2 separate regions of the Homo sapiens genome follow, and region 2 is linked to region 1. Evidence: read pairs that join two places in POLR2A ChIA-PET (ENCODE). Cell type or tissue: PC-9. All regions are shown on one strand. Each heading gives the region's core, and the rest is flanking DNA. Links, peaks and the distances in the headings are about the cores only.

Region 1 (10,659 bases), core at 3,446-8,445:
TATGTACCTGCCAAGATTTGTGCAGGATGATGGCATAAAATAGGATTAAAATTGATCTTTTTCCTCAAGAAATTCATAGTCTAACATACAAATAAATGTATAAACATTACCATATTCATAATTCAATGTAAGATCAACTATGATATAAATTAATATTAAGTGTGATAGAAATACATTTATTCACTTCCCATTCAGCTAATACTCTACCTTAGTGTGTGCCACACCCCATGTTAAGAAGATAAACAAAATAATTCTCACTCGACACAGCAGGGAAGGTATTTAAAAAGATAATACTTGGGTTGGTCACTGAAGCCTGAGTATGTATTCTCCTTGAACGTGAAAAATCTTTATTTAGCTCTTCAAGTGATAAAATGTACCCAACCACTCCTTACTGCAGAATCTAGTAGGTAAGAGTGCAGGCCAGTGGGGTGACTGGTTGTAAATATTAATTCTTGTATTTATTAGCCATTTATTAGCTATTGACTTAACTTCCATAAGCTTCAGATTTTCTCACTTGTAAAATAGTAACAACAATAAAATCTACTATCCAGACCTGTTCTGAAGCTAAAAGAAAAAAATACATATATAAAGCCTTAGCAATAAATAATAAGTGTGAGTTAGCATCACTGTGATTAGTATTCTCCCAGAAGAGGAAGGGCTCTACTAAGACAATAGTGTCTGTAATTAATATTGCAAGCTGGATCACTTTCCAAATAGATCCCACCGTGTCTCTGAACTCTATCTTAGCAGTAGTTGAAACAGATAAGCAAGATTTCCCACTAGCCTGTGAGTGTCAGAATTTACAATTTTTATTCTGTTACAGTGCCATGAGATTCCTGTAGTGCAAACTGCAGGGCCTTGTGAGTGCATGGTGATTGGTGAAGTATCAGACTCTGGATCAGGAAATGAAAAATCCTCTGCGTAGAACAACTTCTTGCCAACCCCCTACCTGTGATTCTTTCTCTTCCTCATCTAGGTCTTAGCTTTTGAATCAGTAGACTGAGTTAAGCAGATTGTCCTCCCAATGTGGTTGGGAATAATTCAATCCTTGAGGGTCTGGATAGAACAAAAAAGTGGAGGAAGGGAGAATTTGTTCTCTCTGCCTGACTGCTTGAGCTGGGACATTGGACTTCTCCTGCTCTTGGACTGGGACTTAGTTATTGCCTCCTCTAGGGAGCCTTGCTTTTCTTACCACCCCACCAAGCCCTTCATATGTTTCCTTCTGACTACCTGGGCCTCCCTACAGAAACTCTTAAGAATATATACAGAGGGAAACCCAGGGGGGATATGTATATATGTATGTATGTATGTGTATGTGAATATATGTGCGTATGTACATACACACACATATATGATATATATCCATATATATATAAAAATGTACATAGGATATGTATATATGGATGTATAAAAGGATATATACATACACATATAAGTACACATATTTTTATATATGTGTGTTATCTTTATATCCTTATATGTGTGTGTGTGTGTGTGTGTGTATATATAAGGATATAATAACACACATATATAAAAATATGTGTATATATACATATATATCCTTATATACATCTTTATATATACACATATATATTTTCATATATGTGTGTGGGTTATATATAAGTAACACTATAGATAAAATACTGACTTGTCTGCTCCTCCCACTGGACTCTGAGCTCTGTCATAAAAGGGACACTAGTTCTAAGTCCATCACTATGCTCGCAGTACTTAGAAGAGGGCCTGGTGTAGAGTAGGTGCTCAATATATTTTGAGGTCAGAAAACACAGTTACATTAGGAATGGGAGACTATGAAATAGTTAAGAAGCTTATTATCAGATCTTAAATGAGTCTAGAGCCTCAATAAAATGAGGAGCTCTTAGATGCGGCTCATGATAGTTGAAGTAGAGAACATATGTCATAGGAATCAGGAGGCAAAGAGATTTCATGGCTGAGCATCATAAATATCAAAGTTGAAGTTACTGAGTCATGGTTATATGATTTCTCCTACAAATGTGGCAGCTCAGTCATATTTATGGGTTTGATAATTTTTTAAGCCTTTGAAGAAAATCCTGGTAAGAAAAACTCACCTAACTTCTTGGCCCTGCATTCAAAGATTTGACACACACTATACACATACATATACATATACATATACGTATACGTATACATATACATGGAAGGTGTCAAGACCAGAATTGTACTCTTTGAGACAGAGGTGTCAGTCTAAAAAACCAATTTGAATTGAATGTCAAAGTTCACTTAAGTAGACCTTGGGCTACAATTTATAGAAAATATGCTCCTGCATCTGTAATTCTGCAGTTCAGTTGGGTGTAGAGGACCATCCAAACCAGTTTCTCAGGAGATGCTAATCATGAATTGTAATAGCATTACTGTATTCAGCACATAGACAGCTCCACCCCATTATAAAAGTGAAGTTCACCTCCCTCCCCGTCCCTCTAGCAACTTCCATCTTTTCAGTCTCTCAATTCCCCTACCTGAACTTCTCTCATACAATTCCCAGGCCTATCATCATTCCACACACAGGGAAACACCATAAACCATTGACCATTTTTCTAGAGTCACTTTAAATCAAAGTAATAATTTTTAGCGTATATTCCTCTGACCTCTAGCAATGAAAAATCATGTTAGCTGCGAAAAACCACATAACAGGATTTGAAACAATATATGAATAACTTCCTATGGAAAGAAACTGATTCTTTGACTTTTTTTTTTAACATAATAGCAATAGAAAATAAAAACTCAAAGTGAAAAATATCTAATAGAAAGTTGGAAGGTCCCTTTAAATATAAGAGAAGGCTTTGGCATATTTGGGATTAACATGACAATAATTTTTTTTTTCAAAATTTGGTCCAAGGGTCATAGTAGTCTAAAAATTTTTTTTCTGATATCCCAGATTGCTGGATATTTCTGACATACAAGACTCAATTAGGAAAAGACAAAAGGATCAAAGAAGAGAAAGCAGAATAACACTGACATTGAGAATGACTCTAGATGGGAGATCACCTAAGGATGAAAGCTTTTCTGGCAAACAATATGCAAGTATATTTATACTCTTGCTGCTCATTCCTTTTATTTAAAAACCATTGCAGGAATAAGGTGACATAAATTGTAGACTCCATTAACAATTGTTCTAGGGAACAATTAATACATGTGCCTACTCATATTACACTGAGCAACCAGGTCTACCAGCCATAGTTTTTGAATTCTGACAGCACCAGTTTTAGATATCTGTTCCATAGTGTGTAGGTAGTGTGAAAATACACAACCTATTTTCTTAAATAAATGTTCTGAATGTTTCCATATCATGGAGGTGGTGAGCCAACATAACCAACACTGATATGCAGTTTTTATTCTGAAAAAATGAAAATGAAATTAGTCAAGAGCTGTCAGGAAGAACAAAGAGGTTTCTTGTGGAATTTGTGTGTTAAATACAGCAATGGTTATAACTTTGTTCCTCGTATGAGGTAATGTTTTCCCAGGGATATTTAGTAATATTTAGCCATCAATCAATTGGCATTGCATCAAAAAAAAACACCTGCACTCCCACTAGATTAGCGGTGTGGTTTCCTAATCACATTGACAAAGAGCTAACAAAGCATGTGATATGTGGTGGAAGAGAAAACAGAAAGCTCTGCTTTACATCATACTGTTTAGGTGTGAGGATGGACCCTAATCTGCTTACACTGCATTGAAGCTGAAAGTGCAAAATAAATTCATTATCCTGGACTGGGAGACAGTAGACAAATACATCTCTTGAGAGGACAAATAACTTTACACAGAAAAGGGGATATCATATCATTTAATGAGGCAATAAGAACAACTTTTCAGGAAGACGGCCGGGCAGTGTGAGTTCTCTCATAGACACAGCGGAAGAGGTTTTTTGGTTTTGTTTTGTTTTTTTTGTTGTTGTTGTTGTTTTTTTTTGAGGAGAATGACAGCTTACTTAACAACAGACGTTTCTGTGATTGGAGAGGGAAGAAATGAACTGCTTTGCCGCTATTGCCTGTGATGGGTACAGGAATCCCAAAGCTTTGGGAGATCAGAAGAGATGTCCAATTCCTGCAGGAGATGCTTCACAGACCCCTTAAATCATTGATCATCTTCCCTTTTCATTATGCGATTTGTATCTAAGTCCCTTTACAGTAATTTCAGTGTCTGTTTAATCTTTGAGGTCCCCACAGAACCTATTACAATGTTTTACATATTGTAAGACACACAGTAAGAATTTGTGTATTGTAAGTATTGACCTAATATATCTGCACTTTTAATGTATTCAGTTAAAATATAAATTGTATTTTAAGAATACAGTAAATAAAAGAAATGCTCCTATCAAGGCATTTCTCTATCCTATGTCTATAAGTTTATTCAGATTCAAGTGTGGGAATTTACATTCATCATTAGTTCATCCATTCATTCATGTATAATGGGTACATAGTAATTATCTACTATATGCAAAGATCTCTAAGCCCTATGATGCAATTTAAAAAAATGTTAAAGTGTCTGGGCGCAGTAGCTCATGCCTGTAATCCCAGCACTTAGGGAGGCCAAAGCAGGGGGATCACTTGACCTCAGGCATTCAAGACCAGCCTGGGCAACATGGCAAAACCCCATCTCTACTAAAAGTACAAAAATTAGCCAGGTGTGGTGATGCGTGCCTGTAGTCCCAGCTACTTGGGAGGCTGAGGCAGGAGAAATCGCTTGAGTCCGGGAGGTGGAGATTGCAGTGAGCCGAGATTGCACCACTGCACTCCAGCCTGGGCAACAGAGCGAGACTCTGCCTCAAAAAAAAAAAAAAAAAGAAATGTTAAAGTGAATATCTTCATTAAGAATTTATAATTGAAAATATTTTCCATATTAGTGGAAAATCTCTATTTCAAAATTGATAACTTAATTGAATCTAAACCCAGTTGAATAAGTATTTAATTTGTGCCCACTACATTACATTTTGTTGCCTGCTCTGAATTTTGCCTTCTACTCTAGCATATTCATTAATGGGATTAGAAGGAATAACTTTTTGAGATGGGTGAAATAAGTCCGACCCAAACAGCTTTGAAATAAAACATGGGCCAGTAACAGTTACTTACAACTGTCTTTAGCCAACATGTCCCTGGCTGAAAGGTTCCTTACCATGGCGATGTTTTGGTCCAACAGGACAAATGACCTGTGAGATGTGATGAAGGAGAGAGAGATGAACAAAAAAGAGGTAATGCACAGCCATGGATTTCCCGAAGCCCCTCTCCTTGAGGGCTCTTCTTGTGCTCTGGGGAGATGCGCCACTAAAAGAAAAGGCTAACTGTTCAAGGTGAAAAAACACCACTCCCTAAAAGGAGCAAGACTTGGCTGCATGCAGGTAACACTATGAACTAGATAAGAACATGCTTAAACTCTTCAGAGTAAAAGCATCTATTCAAGGGAAAAGAATGCGGAAGGTCGTGTATGCCCATGACCAGAAATTTAAAGTGTTATGTGGAGCAAGGGGACCTATGCAGAGCTATGTTATGAGCTGAATGTAAAGAATGCAGCTTACAAGTGGCTTAAATTCTTGAGGGACCGGAATGGTTTTGTTCTGGGCAGCCTGATCAATGGGAGCTTGTCTTTGAGCTATTCGCTCAGCAAGTGACTCAGCACTTGTGACGCCCGCTGTGAGACAGGCTATTGGCTGGGGAAGAGAAGATCTTTTCAAGTACATCAGAACGGCTCTGTCTCAGATAACCTTCCCCTGACTTTGTGACTGAGCTTCCAGAAACATGTCAGGGAGTTTCTAGGAAGGAGGCCAGAAATCATGCAGTTAGCAAGGGAGATCCAGCTGTGCCCACCTCAGCCTGAGAGTTTTATTCACTTCTTCTGCAGGGATCATTTTCAGCCGTTCAAAAAGTTTCCTACTGTTTCACCTCGATGGGGACTTTACTTGCTTTTCTGTGCAGGTTCTCTATTAGTTAACATGTTCCTCTACCCCATTTAACTTTTGAAGTGTGGGGCCTCTGAATGAGAAAATGGATTGCGTCTTCCAATATCAAAATGGAGTCCTACTCATGATAAGTAGTTTAACACTTTTCTGAGAGTATTGAGTTGCTTTAGGAAGACCAAGTGATTGGGTTTCAAGAGGTATGGCTTAAATCCCTACTCTGCCAATTATTACTTGTGAGATTTGGGAGGAGGTCACTTTTAAACCTCGCATTCCTCATGTGTAAAATAGGGATAATAATATCTAGCCTATTCATAGTTATTTTGATAACCCCAATGAGATGAACCGTACGAAAAGTGCCACGAAGACGGTAAAGCCCATAGACAAATAGAAATTCTTATTATAACTTTTCTTCTGCATGTATCTACTATCTTTATGTAACTCTTAACCACATTCTACTTTGTATTACAGTGACTTTTAAGTATTTTTCTTTCCCCTCAGAGATACCAAGTTAAAGGAATTCACATCATTATATCTCCCAGAGGACAAAGCCTAGAACTTTCTACATTCAAGTCAGTGAATATTGGGGAGTGGGGAATCCATGAATTCATTATGTGGTAAGTGAAACTCTGTGGCACACAGTTTGTGGTTCTGTCAATTGTTTTCATTGCTTAGATTTAGAAAAAAAAAACAAAACATTTTGAGGGAAAATATCTTCTTTCCTCCTAAAGTAGTAATTTCAGGTGGTATTCCAGAAACTCCCAGACATAAAATGGCCTCAGGAATGTCATATTTCACAGCAATTGCCATACAGAAAAACTCCTCTGCTAAAAACAGCAGTCTGTTTACCCTTTTAAAATTTCACCCACCCTTTCTGCCTCCCTTGTTTATTTTTCCCTAAACCCTAAGGATAGTGATTACTTTCTATAGCTGCTACCCCAACTAAACCACAGAAATCTCTATATTCCTTTTTGAACTCAACTGTTTACCTAGTTGAGAACTCTTTATATTAAATTTCCTTCTTCAAATTACTAGTATGGGTTCTACCACCTGACTGGATTCCACACAGCAGAGCAGGTACTGAGAGGTGCCCCAGTCCTCCCTCTGGAACTATTATCCCAAGAACGCTTCTTCCTAGAAAATGGGATAAAATATCTACATCATATACACATGTCTGGAAAACTCAAGATGCTTTTGGCAAGAGGTCATAACATCTGGCAATATCCCGAAAGAGCTTTTTGAGCAATTAAGAATGTCATCGGAGTCCAGCCCTTACTTTAAATTTCCACAATTTGGGCTTTATAACTACAGTTTGCTTCTTCAAGTATGTTCTTCATTAAACAGAAACACACATTTATGCTCACACGTGTGCCACGTGCATATGAAGCATACATGTTGTATCCATATTTGAAATGTGCAACTTATTCTTTTTTTATAATTTTTCTAATGAAATATGTAAATCTTCATTAAATTTCAGATAAGACTAAGCATATCTTTCCTCACAAAGCAGTGGTTCACCTAGAAGAAACTGGCAGCTCACAAGGGAATCATCCCAGGACAAAGCTGAGGAAATAAACTTTTTATTTTTTTTTATGTTTTTTTTTTTTTATAGTAGAGTGATTCTGGTAGAGAAATATTAGGATTGACCCATTTAATTTATCAAATCATTGTCTTATTATTATCATCATTATTTTTGAGATGGAGTTTCCCTCTTGTTTCCCAGGCTGGAGTGCAATGGCGCAATCTCAGCTCACCACAATCTCTGCCTCCTGGGTTCAAGCGATTCTCCTGCCTCAGCCTCCCGAGTAGCTGGGATTACAGGTATGCGCCACCACGACCGGCTAATTTTGTATTTTTAGTAGAGACAGGGTTTCTTTATGTTGGTCAGGCTGGTCTCGAACTTTCGACCTCAGGTGATCCACCCGCCTTGGCCTCCCAAAGTACTGGGATTACAGGCATGAGCCACCATGCCCAGCCCCACTGTCTCATGAAATTGTTTGTATTTCCCTTTTTGCATAAAGTTTTGTTTTTATTATTGTTATATAAGCTATAAAATGCTAGCCTGATTGATTCTTGCACAAAACTGTGAAGCAGGCAAGGATGACCTTTTCTGCTCATTTTACAAGATAGTGCATACTGGAAAGTTTAAAGGGTTTAGCTGAGATCACACAAATAATAAGAGGCAGAGTTAGAAGCAAAACAGATACTTTCTGTCTCTTTTCCATTCTCCTATGCTGCCTCTTCATGTTTCATTTTTTACATAATAAATCAATATTGTATTTTAAGGACTGGATATTATTAACACATTCTACATACCAGACATTAAGTCGAGTGCTTTTGTATGGATTAAAACCATCTTTTAAAACATCTACTAGGAGATAGCATAATGATTATCCTTATTTTATGGATGAGGCTTAAAGAAAATAGAAAAATTGATCAAGATTTCACAGTTGTTGAGCGCCAGAAGTGAGATCCAAATCCAGACAATCTTAATTTAGCACCAAAATGTTGATGTCCTGCACTATCACACTTCCCTTACTACATAGATATTTGCTGTAAAGAAATGGTGCTGTAAAGAAATGAACAAAAGGAGAAGAGGTCACAGAAGTTTATAATCTAAGTTTTAAGAAATTTGCTGTTCCTTAAGACATAAATAATACAAAGTAAATAAAGTAAATATACAATATAGATATCAATCAAAATGAAAACTGATTTTTGGGAAAAATCATGCAATTCCGTTATTAAGAAATGAAAAATCTAAACTACATGTAAGAGAAATACTAAGTAAACATAAAATTTTAGTCATATAGGTTACAGTTTTGTCTTAAAACACTGCTATTAATCCATTTATTTTTAATTAATCAGTTTAGACACAGCAAAATAAAGGAAAATTCAGGCCAATATTCTTGACGAACATAGATGCAAAAATCCTTCGTAACATACTAGCAAACTGAATCCAGCAGCACATCAAAAAGCTCATCCACCACAACCAAACAGGATTTCTCCCTGGGATGCAAGGTTGATTCAATATATGCAAATCAACAAATGTGACTCATTACTTAAACAGAACTAAAAACAAAAGCCACATGATCACCTCAATGAGTACAGAAAAGACTTGATAAAATTCAACATCACTTCATGTTGAAAACTCTCAGCAAACTAGGCATTGTAGAGACATACTTCAAGATAATAAGAGCCATCTATGAAAAACCCGTGTCCAACATCATACTGAATGGGCAAAAGCTGGAAGCATTCCCCTTGAAAACCAGCATGAGATAAGGATGCAGTATCTCACCAATCCTATTCAACAGAGTTCTGGAAGTCCTAGCTAGAGCAATCAGACAAGAGAAACGTATAAAGGGCATCCACTTTGGAAAGGAAGAAGTCAAATTATCCTTGTTTGCAGATGACACGATCTTACATATGGAAAAACTTAGACTCCCCCAGAAAACTATTAGAACTGAGAAACAAATTCAGTAAAGTTGCAGATATAAAATCAACATACGAAAATCAGCAGCATTTCTATATGCCAACAGTTAACAATGTGAAAAACAACTCAAAAACATAATCTCATTTATAATAGCTATAAATAAAACTAAATGTCTAGGAATTAACATAGCCAAGGAAGTAAAAGGTCTATACACTGAAAACATGAAGCACTGATGAAAGAAATTGAGGGGGATACCAAAAAATGGAAAGATATTCCATGTTCATGGATTGGAAGAATCAATGTTGTTAAAATGTCCATACTACCCAAAGCAATCTACAGATGCAATGCATTCCCTATCAAAATACCCATGACATTCTTCACAGAAATAGAAAAAACAATCTTGAAATTTATATGAAACCACAAAAAAATGAGGATCGCCAAAACTATCCGGAGGGAAAAAAGAACAAAACTGGAAGAATCACATTACCTGACTTCAAATTATACTACAGAGCTATACTAACCAAAGCATGGTACTGGCATAAGAACAGACATACAGACCAAAGGAACAGAATAGAGAACCCAGAAACAAATCTATATACCTACAATGTAATGCAGAACTCATTTTCAACAGAAGTGCCAGCAACATACATTGGAGAAATGATGGCTTCTTCAACAAATGATCCTGGGAAAACTGGATATCCAAATTCAGAGGAATGAAACTTGATGGCTATCTCTCACTATATACAAAAGTCAAATCAAAATGGATTAAAGACTTAAATCTAAGACCTCAGACTACGAAACTACTACAAGAAAAAGTCAGGGATACCTTCCAGAATGTTGGTCTGGGCAAAAATGTCTTGAGTAATATCCCACAAGCACAAGCAACCAAAGCAAAAATGGACAAGTGGGATCATATCAAGTTAAAAAGCTTGTGCACAGTGAAGGAAACAATCAACAAAGTGAAGAGACAACCCACAGAATGGAAGAAAATATTTGCAAATTACCCATCTGACAACAGATTAATAATGAGAATATATAAAGAGCTCCAACAACTTTACAGGAAAAAATCTAATAATCCAAATTAAACATGGGCAAAAGATTTGAATAGACATTTCTCAAAAGAAGACACACGAATGGCAAACAGGGATATAAAAAGGTGCTTGGCATCACTGATGATTATCAGAGAAAAGCAAATAAAAACTACAAAGACACACAATCTCAGCCCAACTAAAACGGTTTTTATTCAAAAGACAGGCAATAAATGCTAGCGAGGTTATGGAGAAAACAGAACCCTTGCACACTG
Region 2 (10,659 bases), core at 3,702-8,701, 190 kb after region 1:
CCATATGAAGAGTATTCTTAGAGGTGGTTTTAAAATCCATCATCTTCTAGCTCATGTTAAAAATTATAAAATTACCTGATTGGAATTTAAAAGCTGTATATATTTACAGCCACAATTCTTTGAGTCTAACACCTGTCATTTATTTGTTTTTAACAGCAGCAATGGCCTGGCATATGATAGGTACTCAAGAGATGTTCCTTAAATAAATGAGTGATCTGGCAGAGGAAAAGCTAAGCCATGCCCAGGTGCTTGGAGACCCTCAGCCTCCTCCCTTGAGCTATGTTTGCTGTGAAGATCCAGTAACCTCTAATCGAACAGTTCTACATGAGCACATGCAAGCTGTACCTTGTGCTAGATAGGGAATCATACCCTTCCCAAATTTGCCTGGGAAAAAGCAGAGACTCCAAGCAAGGCGTGAGGTCCCAGGCTGCTGAGCTAAGCCTACTATTCTCATGATCAGGGCAGCTCAGGTTTCTCTGCAGTGGGGAATAGCAAACTCTCTGAAATATCTAATATCAAAACCGTATGCCTTTAAGGTGAATAGTCATGGACACATTCTCCTTTGGGAGAAAAAAGAAAAAAGTTCTACTAAAACTAAAGTCCCAGCTGATTTCCGACACACTCAGCAATGAACAAATTGTTACCAGGCCAGCCTTCCAGGCTAGAGGTTCTGACTTCACTCCCTCAGGACCCTCCTCCCAAGTGGAAACTAACTTATTTTTAAATGTCTGTGTTCCCTGTCAATGCAGGCAGACATTTTAAGGAGACTTTAGACACTATGCATTGTTACATGAATAACCACATCTGCATGCAAAGCAGTAAGAGATACTAACTCCAATAGACCAAATGTGTGCTTTTCCCCATTGCTTTCAACTCCAAGAATCTGAACAAACAGAAAAGGTCATTCTGATCTTTTTTCTTCAAAGATTAACAATAGGAAAACAGGAATAGTATATTTTCTTATGATAAAAGCAGAAGCTTGTTGGCAACTTCTTTTGAATTCTTACTACCAACCACAGTACTGGTGTTAAATTAAAAAATTACTCATGACACTTGTGTCAAAGAACACAATTTCAACAAATTGAGTTTTAAAGATCTAATTGGCTTTTACTAGTGATTCATGAACCAGGCAGCATCCAGTCTACAAAATAGACAGGAGCTCCATTGGAGATGGCAGAACAGTCAGTTTTTGTAAGGTAGCTTGAGCGGGAACAAGGCAACAGCCTAATGCAAAAACTGGATTGGTTAACATCAGGTTACCTCAGGTTACTTTCCTTTATTTTACTACAGGTTACTTTCCTTTACGGGTTAAAGCAGTGGAGACTGCTTTACATGCTGGCTTAGGTGGACTGGGCTTCTTTTGATTGGTTGCTGTGAATCTCTTATTTTTTCAGAAAACTTTCCTGCTTAGGGTTTTGGTTATAATCTCTCCTGATTTCTCCAAAGGTCAGATCTTACAAGTAAACAGCTTAGGTTTCAGTTCGGTGACAGGGAACCTTAGCTTGAGTGACTCCATTTTGGTTGGTCTCTTGGAGCCTGGTACAGGAGCTCAGTCCAATCAATGGCCTACCACACATTTAACACTTGTTAAAGATGGTAATGCAAACTTTATTCAAGGGGCAGGGGACATGGCTACAGGTATAGAAACCACCACAGTGGGGTCTTGCAGTGGGGGAGAGAGGCTGGCTCAACTCTGACTCCAACAAATACATGACAGGTTTTATCACCAAGGAGCAGGTGGGCAGGGGGCAGTGGATAGAAAATTACTAACAGGAAATATCAAGGATAAAGGTTTTCTGGCTAAATCAACTTGATAGGATTATGGCCGAAGGCAGGCCAGGGTGATAAGATATCAAGGAATTCCAAGGGTGGAGAATTTTTTCTAACCTGACTTAGGAGGATTGTTGCTCAAATGGGATTCTATAAGGACACAGGGGGAAGTTCAAGGTCAATCAGAGGACTCAGAGGAGCCTGACTAAAGTTTTGGTCAAGGGAAAGTCTTTGTCACTGGTAATGTAGTAGGTACCCAATAAATAATTGTTGATTCAACAAATCAACATTCTTCCCCAGATCCGCCAGACTAATTACTTCTCACAACAACTTTGTGTGGCAGCACCTATCTATGGCAGTGGTTAAATTCTCCCTCCCTCGGAGCTCATTCTGTATTCTATCAAGTCATTTTCTAACAGAATTCTTTCCATCACTCGTGTACTTTCTTAAGAGTGAGGAAATTAAAACGGGGAGAGAAGGTTCAAGGCCATGAGTCAGTCCAAAGGCAGAGTAGGGAATTCCATTAATAACTTAAAGCACAAATCCACCTTCCTTTGCCATGAGGATGGGTCTGAAAGTGCTGGCTTGTTACTCCAGCTGCAACCCACACATTGCTGTATAGTCATCCCTGTTATCGCAGCTCTTGGGAGTGGGAAACCTACAGAGCAGTGGCGATGACAGTGACTCAGAGAACACATGAGTTCTTGTTGGTTCAAGGACCTCAAGAAATAAAACACTCAAAATCAATGTAATATGTAACACAGTAACCATTTTAACACCCTCCTAATCTCCTAGGGCCAAAGTGGAGAATACCGATATTTGGGATTAGAAAAAGACACTGGATAGCTAATTTTAAGAACAATTCAAGCCCCGTAACTTCACAAGCATTCCTCAATGCTCAGGAAAAGAAAACATGACAAAGAAATATTTTAAGTAGATATTTTCCAGTCCACTAAATTTTCTATTGCAAAATTGAATGTCCTTTTTAAATCTTCCAGTAGCCTTTTAAATATTCGATGACAGGGATGTTGTCTTCAATTTTTTGTTTTTTTGGTATTGCTCCTTGGCAACTAATATAGTTAGTGCCTCCTAAGTTTTTCTGAGTAATTTCTCTAAAAATTAACAGCTATTTTTAAACAGCAATATTCCTCCACTTATGAATTTATTGAATATTTTTTGGCACCTACAGTATGCAAATCACAGAACCAGGCACCATGGCACATGTGTAAGAATAAGACAGCATCTGGTGTGAAAATTAGAAGGGGAGTGCATTCATCATCACCTATCCTAGAAAAGCAGAAACCATTTGTATTTCAAAATAAAAGAAATTTAATATATGGGAATTGATTATACATGTGTTGCAAGAACAAGGAGCCCAGAAATAAACAAGAGCAGGTGCCACTGTCATCCCTAGGCAGGAAAACAGGAGACTGTGCTCCCAGAACCCAAGGGCAGGGACCACCATTAGAGGCTGGAACTGTCAGCTGCAAGGTGGAGTCTCAAAAGAGATACAGCTCCATTGACACAGCTTCCAAAAGCCAGAAGGGAGTGGGAGAAGACCCTGGTTTCTCATGCTAGCACCTGCCATTGTTACCACCCGGTGCGAAACCAGTTGACACAAAAGTCTGGGCAGCTTAGCCCTAAGGTCGGCCCCTGTGATACAGAACAGAGCAGGGAAAGGCCAGGGTTTGAGAGCAAGCAGGCCATACATAGGGAGCTTTGACAACTGTATAACAGCCAAATTCAAATTAGTGCTATCACAGGGAAAGTAAAATAAATATTCAATAAGCTTATAATATTGCCTTAACTGAATTACAAACAACAACAAAAAATAATAATAACCTCATGACATTTGGAAAAAAGATATATCAATTCCACTTAGAATGGCTGATGCTTTATCAAAGAGGCAGCACTCTGGAAATTTGGAGAAAACCAATAGAATTTCAAAAGCTACAGGAGGAATAGGAAGGATTCTACTTGCAAAAGCATCAACACATAGATATTCTGGCATCGTCTGGTGGAACCATATTGAAGATGCACTGAAGTATGATGTTAAGGAATGTAAATTTTTTCTGGTAGATCAGGAGTCACTGAAGATTTAGGACCCAAAATCTTCAGTGACAGAATCACAGCTGTGATTTAAGGATTCATCTGGCAGCAGCATATAAAATCCTTTGGGAATAAAGATGCCAGGTAAAAGGTAATAAAGTCTTGAACCAAGGGGGCATCCACGGAACTACATGGAACGTTCTTGATTTAGTGTTATCCAGTTGGAAGCACTGTGCAAAGAACTAGAAATGGGAGCCCTCCCATGATAGCTTGGAAAAGATGTCTCTGTTGTCTGCATACTTTGGGGCACATATGAAAAGTGATGAGGGTTTAAAGCCTGGCCATGGATAACATTATGCAGAGGGAAAGTCAGAAAAGAAATGTGTTTCATCAAAGGCTTGAGCATAGAAGGAAAGGTGCTTAAGAAGAGAATAGGGGCAGTAGCGGAAGGGGGAAGACCCAGGAGAATATCGCATTTCAGTAGAAAGGGTTTCCAAAAAAAGTGAACAAGCAATTATGTAAAATGCAGCAGAAAAGTCAAGGAGAATGAATATTGAAAAGGGGTGGGAGGACTTTTAACTTTATAGAAAATTTCAGGAAGCATCCAGAACTGAATTTGAAATCAAAACGTCTGGGCTCAAGATACATAAAATAATTTCTCCCTATGTATTACCTCTACTCCCTCATAATTTCACTATACATGTAGTTCTTTGTGTCCTCTTTGACTATTCTCTTCAGCATAATCTTCCAGTTTCTACATCCACTGCTAATGCTTCCATATTCTTGATATTTAAAAAGCAAGTGCATTGTCATGTCATGATGCCCACAGAAGCCAGAGAGAGTAGGGTCACACCATATATAACTGGGTTACCTAAAGACTTGTCCATTAGCATATATTTAGAAGGGGCTATGGGCATCACAAGCAAAGACTGACTTGTCAAGTTAAAGCTAACATATAACTTCTATAGTTAAATAGCAAAATTTAGCAAGCATTTGGTAATAGGCTCGATTAGCATGGTTTCCATTTTTTTCTAGCAATTGTATACAAAGCACTGAAAAAGAGAAAATGCAAAGAAGAATGTATAGAATAGCACATTTATAGACTAGTGTGTTGGCCTCTTCAGAAATCCAGCATTGTAGAGAAGATATCATCCACAGTACTAAGTTTAAACCACTTAAGCTGAAATTCAAAACCCTACACAATTTGATAACAGCCTACTTCTCTAACATTATCTCTCTCTAGCCATTCAGTCAATAACTCAAATTCCTATAATTCAACAAACAAGCACTTACTCCATTCCAGGCATTGTGCCAATCACTACACTAAGCACCCACAAGCCAGGCTGCTCCCATCTAAAACGTTACTACCCCTACTCCTTTACTGACCAGTCTGTTCTCAGCAGGAAAGCCTTTGCTCTTCTCTGTGCATATTGAAATTCCTCGATTATTGACAGCATACTTGGGAGACAGGAGCAAGGCTGTGCAACCTGACTGCTTTGGATTTAAATCTAGTTCCACCCTTAGGCAGCTGTGTGACCTTGGGCAAGTTACTTAAATGCTTCAATTTCCTCCTCTGTCTTCCTTCGAGGAATGTGATGATTAAACACATATATGAAGCACTTAGAAGAGTGTGTCAAGGTATTTAAAACCATACCAGGAATTTAGCAACTGTTTAATAAATGTTAAAAAGTAGTAGTAGTAGTTGTTGTTGTTGTTGTATTGTGATTCTCAGCTGCAGATGCACCTCCTTCACAATACCCCACACTCATAAATCTAACTCATGGTCCATACTCACATGGTTCTTATCATATGTGTCTTTGCATATGTTTTATATCTGATACATTTTTTTGGAGGCAGGCTATTATGCATTTTTTTTCTTCCCTCAGCACACAGCCACATGCACCACAGTCCCTAATGGTAATAGTAAACTGTGTGAGTGTGTGTGTGTGCGTGTGCATGTGTACATGAATTCAGTGGACCCTAAGGAAAATTCTATGGAAGAGGGACAGTCATGGTTCTTCCATCACCAAGAAACATCAAAGTTTGGGGTCACCAAAATGAAGGAAAGTAGCTATAGCATCTTCTTTGCAATAGGCCTTTAATACTGTGTCTATCCTTCTTACCAGTCTGGATTAGTTTAGATTCATTTCTACTAGAGGGCAGGGAATGAACTAAGTAATTTGTAATTCCACCAGTTCACCCCTTCAGAACACCTCCAGATCATCACAACTCCCAATTTTGCTTTGTTAAATGCAGACCAGCTGGGAACCAGCCCAGGACCCTGTATCCCTGAAGTTAACCCACACTCATATTGCTTGGACCAGCTGGGGCTGGCCTGTTTCTGGTGAGACAAAGAGCCAATAGATGATGGTCTGACATGCCAAGAAGTGATCATAGCTGCTTCAGAGGTCATCAGTAAAGAATGTCAGAAGGAAATGGCCCAAGGCAGTAGAAATGCTTTTGCCCTCTTAGATGGTAGTTTCGCAAGCCAATAGACAAATGACGAGCTGGAGCTGGAAATAGCACAGGACTAGTATTAGTGATAGTACTGGGAAACGGCTTTAGCCTGAGGCTGGACCACATATCTTCCACCCCTTGCTGAGAGGAACCACTGCCTAAAACAGATAAGTTTCCCAACATGACTAACTTGAGTGACTATCTTTTTGCCGCTTTTCCCCTCACGCTGACCAGAAATGAGGCATCAATGAAAGTACACACTTAAGAAAAACCTGCTGTTCTGAGCTGCATCCTCCCTGGGACAAATTCTCTGGGGCAGAAGTAGACACTACCCTCAGTTGAGTGGGCTCACCATTTTCTTCAGCCCCTTCTCAAGCCAGAACCAAGGGAATAGAACCAGCATTCTGTTCACTCCTGAAATCTATGTTAACTCCAGCGCTGGATTATCAATACAAATTAAAGTACAGAATTTGAGGAATTACACATTTTGCTTTAATAAATTGAACTGTGGTGAGATTAGCCCTGCAACATCATTGCATTCACTCATTTTCCTGTCTATATGTCACTGTTTCCCAAGTTTTATTCTACAGAATAGTGCCACGAATTATTAATAGGGAATCCCTGAAAAAAAATAAAAGGTTCCAGGTAAAACAAGTTTGGGAAACATGGTCATATGCTTCCTTGAATGGGAGAGAAAGGAAGAGAATGGCAGCTGCAGTCGAGTCATTGCAGGAGCCCTGGGTTCACCATAGGGTGGGCACCACACACAGGCTAAGACCATCAATGAAATGTGTCGGGAGCCTTGAGGAAGGATGCTTCTTTTTGTGACTTTGGGAGGCCTACAGGAACAACCCCAGCATTCCATATTAAAATGCATGTCCAATGTCATATAAAACCAGTCTAAAAACTCCCACTACATTCTTAAAACTCTTATTTTCTAGAAAATTCCAGAAATATGGATCTCTATTAAAGACAATCTTGAAAGAAGGTTAAAAGTTGCCTGCAAGAGTCCTACAAAGAGCAGGAGCGTACACACTGTGGATGATTCCAGACCACCACCTACCTTCCTGTGGTTCTAACGTATTAGCTCTATAAGCAAGAAGTCAGTCATTAAATCCACAGATTGAGAATGTCCCTTTATTGATTCCAGAAGGGAACCTGAAACACAGGTTAAGTAATAACCTGAAGCATAAAGAATTTATTATCCAGAGCAAGTGCTGACTCTTCTGGATCATATTGGAACGTACTCCCTTCCTGCTCCCTCTTTAATTATCATTTTTAACAAAAATCCAGTAGTTGGCCAAAATTCTCTGCCCAGGCAGGCCCAGAAATGCACTGAGGGGTAGAGGGAGAAGACGACTTTCACCCAAAGGGAACAATGCTCCATCACTCTGCTTCTTCATCACACAGGAATATGATCTAATTTAACATCACAGCTAAAATTCACCTTGATATTTATGTCCCTATCTGGTATCTGTGAGGCTAGGGGAAGGGCAGAGACTTTTAGGCCACAGACAGGAGACTGTTGAGGGGGTTGTAGCCGTAATGTCTGCAGACCTGCATTAATTCACTTTGTTAATTTAACCAGGTAATTGGGCTGTGAGTCCTAAGAGCCAAGTTAGAATTCTGGCTCTGCTACTCATCAGCTGTAACAAAGGGCGATTTCCTTCCCATCTCAGTGCTTCCATTTTCTAATACGTAAAATGAGGTGGTTTGTACTAGATGATCTCGTGGTCTCTTGTGGCTACACTTCTAGCCACTAGACCATGGCTCTATGCAAAGAGGAACCACATCTTTCTTGTTCTGTTGTAAATCTAGCACCAAGTACAATTTCTAGAATATAACAGGCACTGAAATGGGTATTTTTAAGTGTATTAACGCTCAAATAAATAAAATGCTAAGTTCAACCCAAAACATGCAGCTAATTCATATAACGTAAGACAGTGTCCCTCTTTTCCCTCATTTTTGTCTCAGCTTCCTAGATGATACCCCAATTGCCCCCTCACCAGATTTACTTGGCTGGTGCTTTAAGTTCCATTGTCACCTATCAGAGATAATACAAGTCATCTAACTGGACCTTTAGAAAGAACATATGAATAATACAATGTGTCAGATATATTCACTGATGACAACAGAAATCACTGTTGGAAAAGAGCATCATGATAGATGGTGATGACTTGTCATTGGAGGTTCAGAAAGTGAAGAAACATTCTACAAAAAAAACCTGGTTGCTACACAGAGGTTCTCAGCAAGATAAAAATAGGTAGTACTAGCCCAAAGAACATTGCAAAGGTCAGGCATTTGTTTCTATATCTCCAAAGTTCTCTTTCCAGTCTCCTTCCCAAATTCAACAAAAGACTCATCATTTACCATATTTGCATGTTTAAGTCTTTAATCTTGTGCAATTTAAGACATATGTTTAAGGAATTTCAGACAATAGAAAACAGATGGGGAGATTTCTGGCAGGAGAGTTCAGTGAGAGGCAGAGAGGTCTTCATATCCTTAACACCGCACTACGCCTAAAACTGGTTTTAAACCAAAACTACCTATACAAACTTTTCCAGTGCCCTGTGGTCTAGGGGTTGGAGTGCAACAAGAAGTGACAGAATGCTTACGTGAAAGGAACAAGGAGTTGCCTGGCCTGTTTCTATCTTCCTGCTCCTGCATGGCCAGACTCAGGGTGCAGGGCTCCCTCTGACTGAGCCCTTTACCCTTCCTGAGGCCACTATCCCAGTATAGGGCAACCCAATTCCCTCAAAAAGGGTAACGGGCTTTCCTTACAACATTATTCCTTAGGGAAGCTCAGCTTCTAAGGTTCCTGATCATCTAGTTCTCTAGGACTAAACCAATCTGATATGGTGACTCTAGTTTTCTGCACGAGATCCATGGGCTGACCCATAATCTAAAAAAAACCTGAAAGAATATTTGAAATTATGCCTGCATCACAATATTGGGCATGCTCCAACTCAGTAGAAGACCAGGCAGCTTGAAGCATTAGCATGGGGTACAAAAAGCCCCAGGCCTGCTCAAGGAAAAGAAAGCCAAGATCAAGGACAAGAGAACCTTACTGGGAGTAAGATCTAGAATCTGAGTGTGATCATATACATGTTGATGATAACAAAGAAAAAGAACGCAGCATCAGGGAAAATTATTCATGATGAGACAAGTTATTAGTACCAGTGGACTAAACAATGGGGGAAAAAAGTTCTATTTTTTTTCTATAAAAGTAATACTAAATGTAACCATTGCAATACTAAATATAACCATACACCCATCAATGTATGGCCAAATACAACAGAAGTAACGTATATTTTAATGTGACAAAATTGTTAGTTTTATTAAATGACAATGCTAAAATGAACTGCTTATTCTTCTTAGCCTGTAATTTGTGGTTGTCAATTTGTTCCTAAAGTAATAAAAGACAACATTATTGAAAAATCTTGATATTATTTGGTTTGTCTACCTCTATGCAACGCCACATCCTTATCTCCAGGTATTATATGAAATATGTTATGTTATTCTAAATCCCTATCATTTTGTGACTTAAGATTATATTGCTATTTTGAACTGTTTGAGAGTTTTTGAGGGTTTTATAATTTCCACTGGCATGGGCAGTATTGTATTTAAGAAAATGATGTTGTTATCAGGTAAACTTCAGTATGAATATCACTTAAGAAATATTCAAACTTGCACTGTGAGGTATTACTTTACCTCTTTACATCTCAGTGTGCTTTTCTATAAAATGGGTATAATAATTGCTATGATTGAATATACCAACTAATGGTACTACATAAGGGTTGAGACTTATAAAGTCTCATAGTTGGGCAGCCCTTAGATTATCCAAGTGATCATCTAATCATGGTTGTAGAGATCATCTTTTCTTATGTATAGTTTTTAAAAATTAAATACCTTGGATGATAATGCTAAAAAAGGACAAATATGTAACTGGGATATCAGATGTGAGGACTGTTTAGAAGGAAAAAAATGTTTAAATCACTGAATCTACACTGGTCCAAACAAATGGAAATGAGTCCTATTTCTGAAGAACTTAGTCTACCTAGGAGCTCTTTGAATTTATACGAAGTAGTGAGCTTATTAATGTAGTCATGCTGTATCTTAAAGTTACCTTCTATTTTTTCCCAGCTCTGTTTATTATCATAGCTAATGATTCCAGTTCTTTCTTACTGAACCCAACTTCTGCCAGACACAGGGCTTGGTAAGATGGATGGATGGATGGATGGATGGATGGATGGATGGATGGATGGATGGATGGGTAGGTGGATGGGTGGATGGGTAGGTGGGTAGGTGGATGGGTAGGTGGATGGGTGGATGGGTAGGTGGATGGGTGGATGAGTGGGTGGGTGGGTGGATGGGTGGATGGGT

The links. ChIA-PET counts read pairs that join two places held together with the same protein. Peaks named below come from ENCODE experiments on the same cell type or tissue, not always from the same donor. Only the 100,000 strongest peaks of a DNase experiment are listed, where the experiment ranks them.
Region 2: POLR2A ChIA-PET joins it to region 1 with 15 read pairs; 4 of 35 experiments call an interaction of 5 or more read pairs at or near these places.

Annotation. Positions count from the first base shown.
Region 1 is chr15:39,208,055-39,218,713 of GRCh38, forward strand. All of the region lies in intron 1 of LOC105370777 (a long non-coding RNA gene), which reads right to left. It overlaps LOC124903467 (a long non-coding RNA gene), which reads left to right and starts at 2,856. Exons shown (of 3, transcript XR_007064589.1): 1 at 2,856-6,126; 2 at 6,428-6,543. RefSeq lists enhancers at 4,701-5,232, 5,038-6,237. In PC-9, for the core only: no CTCF peak of the experiment used is centred there; a DNase peak (open chromatin) is centred at 5,547; H3K4me3 peaks cover 358 bases; H3K27ac peaks cover 1,582 bases.
Region 2 is chr15:39,398,669-39,409,327 of GRCh38, forward strand. The region is part of intron 1 of LOC105370777 (a long non-coding RNA gene); the gene reads right to left. Among named protein-coding and RNA genes, the nearest start is that of LINC02915, 150 kb to the left of the region's middle. In PC-9, for the core only: no CTCF peak of the experiment used is centred there; DNase peaks (open chromatin) are centred at 5,293 and 6,313.